Linked DNA regions of Homo sapiens: region 1 is linked to region 2. The links are chromatin loops, found by intact Hi-C in ENCODE. Cell type or tissue: heart right ventricle. All regions are shown on one strand. Region 1 overlaps ZNF638 (zinc finger protein 638). Region 2 overlaps DYSF (dysferlin).

The links. A loop is a pair of places that touch in the nucleus more often than their neighbours do. Peaks named below come from ENCODE experiments on the same cell type or tissue, not always from the same donor. Only the 100,000 strongest peaks of a DNase experiment are listed, where the experiment ranks them.
Region 1: a loop joins it to region 2, with 2.9 times the contacts of the local background. A loop is called at or near these places in 1 of 110 quality-filtered maps.

Annotation. Positions count from the first base shown.
Region 1 is chr2:71,353,847-71,356,346 of GRCh38, forward strand. ZNF638 (zinc finger protein 638) reads left to right here. Exons shown (of 28, transcript NM_014497.5): 3 at 1,873-1,934. Among named protein-coding and RNA genes, the nearest start is that of ZNF638, 23 kb to the left of the region's middle. In heart right ventricle, no CTCF peak of the experiment used is centred here; no DNase peak of the experiment used is centred here.
Region 2 is chr2:71,509,077-71,511,576 of GRCh38, forward strand. The region is part of intron 4 of DYSF (dysferlin); the gene reads left to right. Among named protein-coding and RNA genes, the nearest start is that of DYSF, 44 kb to the left of the region's middle. In heart right ventricle, CTCF peaks have their summits at 1,335 (motif pointing left) and 1,535; a DNase peak (open chromatin) is centred at 1,315; H3K27ac peaks cover 611 bases.

The DNA of each region.
Region 1 (2,500 bases), 160 kb before region 2:
TGTGTCTGTTTGATGTAAACAGTGTCCAATTAATATTAAAAATATGGGTTTTAGTACTACTAGAGACTCTTCTTCTAGCTTTCTATTTGTATTATTAAACAGGATGTACAAACATTTCTTTTTTGTAGTCCACAATCAGTTCCATGGCTTAATGAAATAGTTTAGGATTTGTCATACCTTGTTGCTGAGTTTAAATTGATGCTGAGCATTGCAAATCAGTGTACCTTCTTTCAGATAGTTCTTGCCAAGGCAGAATCCAAAATTATTGTCAACCGTGGTTTTAACTGTGGAAACTTCTAATGACCTAAACTAAAATGTATTTCAAATGGAAACAAATAATAACATTTTCCTTAAGCAAAGTGTTGAAATACGAAGTTATTTAGTAAGTTTTCTGCCTTTCCAAATGCTGGAGGAACAGTAAAACATTGAGTAACATACATATTGCTTTTAACTAATTGTTTCACCTTGGAAACTGTATCTTTGTAAACTGTATTGGCTTTTTTTTTTTTTTAACCAGATGTATCTTCCAGAGTTATTTATGGGTACACATTGTAATTTTAGGACAGATTTATTTGTAAATGAAGTAATGTATAAGAAAGCATTTTGGGCTGGGCATGGTGGCTCACGCCTGTAATCCTAACACTTTTGGGAGGCCGAGGCAGGTGGATCACCTGAGGTCAGGAGTTCGAGACCAGCCTGACAAACATGGTGAAACCCTGTCTCTATTAAAAATACAAAAATTCACCAGGCTTGGTGGCACATGCCTGTTAATTCCAGCTACTAGGGAGGCTGAGGCAGGAGAATCACTTGAACCTAGGAGGTGGAGAGTGCAGTGATCCGAGATCGCCTCATTGCACTCCAGCCTAGGCAGCAAGAGTGAAACTGTCTCAAAAAAAAAAGAAAAGAAAAAAAAAAAAGAAGCATTTCGTTAATTGTAAAGCTCAAAGCTCTATATGTAAGGGATATTGTATCTTTGAAATGTTGTTACTTTTAAATTTTGAAAATAGATTTGATCAGTAGCATTTTTCCCCATGTTTTTCCTAATCTTATTTGCCAGTATAGTGAGTACCTTGTATGGAATGGTACTGGTCTATCAGGTAGCATTTTTATTTTATTTTTATTTTTATTTTTATTTTTTTGGAGACAGAGTCTCGCTCTGTCGCCCAGGCTGGAGTGCAGTGGCGCAATCTCGGCTCACTGCAAGCTCCGCCTCCCGGGTTCACGCCATTCTCCTGCGTCAGCCTCCTGAGTCGCTGGGGCTACAGGTGCCCGCCACAACGCCTGGCTAATTTTTTGTATTTTTAGTAGAGACAGGGTTTCACAGTAGTGTCGATCTCCTGAACTCGTGATCCGCCCTCCTTGGCCTCCCAAAGTGCTGGGATTACAGGCGTGAGCCACTGCGCCCGGCGGCATTTTTTGATTGTTGATGTTGTTAGCGTGAATTTTAGAGGTATTTGTCATTGAAATATTGTATTTTGAAGATGCTGTTTCACAGATACCGTTTTACTTATAGATTTTTTGGTGTTTTCTGGTGTGTTGTTTTTATATTTGCAGTAAGTTTTTTCTGATCCATGCTTTTATTTTCTCCAAGTTTATATATTGATTTCAAAATGAGCATCCACGGGTATGATTTTGAAAATGTTTTCTGTACTAAAATATTTTCAAATGGGATCAGTGAGGTATGGTATTAAGTGCATTTGTTTCAAGGCCTTTAATTTTTGTTTGTGAAAATTTTACTGAGCAGCCAAATGCTATTTATGAGTACGTTTGTTTAATTTTTGAACAAAATATTATTTGTCTTTTTTAAAAGCCTAATTCATTAGTCAACATGAGGAATATTCTAATTTCAACACTTTTCTCCTTTTACAATAGGATTGGATTCAGCATCAAAATACATCTACTCATATTGAGAGCTGTCGACAGTTACGTCAACAGTAAGAATATATTTTTCCTTTATTATAGATAGCATATTTACAAAATAGTTAATGTTCAGATGTGACTGTTAAATACCTTTAGTATAATACTTTGGAGAAAAATATTTTTGGAAAGCTATTGTCTTTTAAAAATATTAGTTTTCTGGAAGTATATTTAATATTTTTCCAAAATGGTAGAATTCAGTATATCCTTTGACACTTTTCTAACTTAATTCCCAGTAGGTAAACTTTTTATGTCATTAGTTCATTCTTTGCTGGCTTACCTTCCCCAGGATCTTTTATCTATATCAGAGCAGGTATCCTTTCTTCTCCTATCTCCACCTCTTCCCATAGGACAAGTAACTGAAAATCAGTGCAAACCAAACACCAGTATTTAATTTTGGACCTAAAGCTCTTCTCTGACTTAGAACCAGTTTTCAGAATATACCTTAAGTAAGGGATGGACAAGCTAGATGTCTTGCTTCCTTAACCTTGGCTCTTCAATTCTTCCCCCTTTTTCTTCTTAAAGACAGGGCACCTGTGAAGTTTTCCCTACTGGCCATAGAGGTGAAAAAGTGTGATTTTAA
Region 2 (2,500 bases):
AACCCCTGACCTCAGGTGATTCACCCACCTCGGCCTCCCAAAGTGCTGGGATTACAGGCGTGAGCCACTGTGCCCAGCCGTCATGAAGTGTTTTTGTTTTTGTTTTGAGACTGGTCTCATTCTGTTGCCCAGCTGGAATGCAGTGGTGTAATCATGGCTCACTGCAGCCTTGACCTCCCAGGCTCAAGTGATTCTCCCACCTCAGCCTCCTGAGTAGCTGGAACTATAAGCGTGGGCCACCATGCCTGGCTAATTTTTTGTTTTTTGTAAAGATGAGGGTCTCACTATGTTGTCCAGGCTGGTTTTGAACTCTGGGCTCAAGAAATCCTCCTGTCTCAGCCTCCCAAAGTGCTGGGATTATAGTTGTGAGCCACTGTACCTGGCCGTACCCAGGAGTTTTAATATCACTGCTGTTTCTTGGTTGAATTCATTATTGCTTTGATGATTGCTAAATAGTGATATTCTCAGTTATTTTTCCTGCATTAGTCAGTTGGCATTTCGTGGTCAGGAAAAGCTTTCTCCTCTCCTATTTATTTACTGTGGTATGGATTTGGGTATTTCTATTTTATTCAATTGTTTAATCTGTTACTGTTATTATGTATTTTCATGTTTCTATTGTCTCAGATTTGGCCTGTGGGAGCTCTTGAAAGTTGGCTTCTGTGTCCTTTTGACATGTTTTTACTTTTTATTATTTATTTATTATTTTATTTTATGTTTTTGAGGCAGAGTCTTGCTCTGTAACCCAGGCTGGAGTGCAGTGGTGTGATCGACTCATTGCGACCTCTGCCGCCAAGGTTCAAGCGATTCTCCTGCCTCAGCCTCCTGAGTAGCAGGGATTACAGGTGCATGCCACCACGCCTGGCTAATATGTTTGTATTTTTAGTAGAGATGGGGTTTCACCATGTTGGCCAGGCTGGTCTCAAACTCCTGACCTCAAGAGATCCGCCTGGCTCGGCCTCCCAAAGGGATTACAGGCATGAACCACCTCGCCCAGGCTCTTTTGATGTGTTTTTAAGAATCAGTCATTCATTGAGCATTTCCTTCCTTTCTGGTGCAAGAAGATGGTCCAGGCTCATCTTGTATCTTCCCTGCCCTAGCCCTGGAAGTAGTTATTTCTCCAAAGAGCCCAACTTACCTTTTGCTGAAGTGGAAGAAAGTCCCAGGACAGTTGTTAAAAGTGCAAATACCCAGGCCCACCCTAGACCTACTGAACTGGCATCTCTAGGAGTCAGGTGTGGCATCTGGGCGGAGGGGAGGACTTTCTTCTTTTCCCCTCCACGGGTTGCAGGAGCTGAAGGGACTGGCTGCTCACGTGGCGACACCTGGTGGTGATTCAGGAACCCACAGGGCAGGTTATGTTCATTCCTTGGGTGAGGGAATTCAAGGGTCTCAGTTGCCTTTGTTGACCTCCTCCTGGGTCTCCTGGGATGCTGAGCTAGCTCTTGTCTCCTTCCTCAGTGTTCTGAGCCCTGCTTTCCACCAGTGCTGCTCTCCTTAGTGTGGCTGTCCCCAGGCCCCAGTCTGGAGAGTTCAAGCTCAAGAGCTGAGTATGTCGGGAGCCTTCAGGCCCTTCTCTCTTGGGACTGAGTTTGCTCTGTGAGTCCCTGGACGTCCCTAACATCATTCAGCAGAAAGGTCCAGTGAACTGTGCCAGAGCCACTCAGAGGGACATTATGCCTCAGGAAAAATTGTGTTTATAAAGGGTTTGTCAAAACCTGGGGAGAGCTTATTGCCTGACATTCAGTAAAAGAAAATCATTTTGCATACAGCAGATCTGTCTACTATTTGTTTGAAAGATTGGAGAGAACTGGAATGTGGAGTCACGGAATTATGGACAATTGGTTTTCTTTTGCCTTATTTTTCCTCTTTAAGCTTTCTGTGCTTCCCAAACTTTCTTAGAGTATCCGTTGCACTAATTTGAGAGACTGGCTGCCCCAGGAGGCTTGCTGGACCTGTGGAGCCGGGACAGGGCTCAGGCAGGCCCGGGAGCAGCCAGGCTGCAGATCCTGCTGAGGTTGTGCCGTTCCCAGGTTCAGGGTGAGGGTTGGGGTGGGGTGGGCGCATGGGCAACCCGACCTCGCCTGTGAGGGATGTCACCAGTCCCTCTCCTCTCTGGCCGGTGCAAGCCGGGGCAGCTGAGGATGTGCTGGGGGGCAGGAAGGAAGAGGGCTCTGCAAGCCTGGCAGCACACTGAGACCCTCTCAGTGCTAGCTGCAGCCTGAGCAAAGCAGAGCAAAGCTGAGTTGTCCCTGGAGAAGTAGGGGCAAGCCATTGACTGAGCAGAGTGGCCAAAGGGACATTTTCCTGAAGACAGGCCAAGTGGATAGTGGGAAAAATCCTGCAGGTGAGGTTGGATCCCTGATTCATTTGCAGAAGTCCACTACGTGCTACATCAACTAATTTGCTCCACATTTGACCTGTGAGGAAGGTGCTATTGCTATGACTAACCCCAATTTTATAGATGAGGAAACTGAGGCACAGGGCGGTCACAGATCTTGCC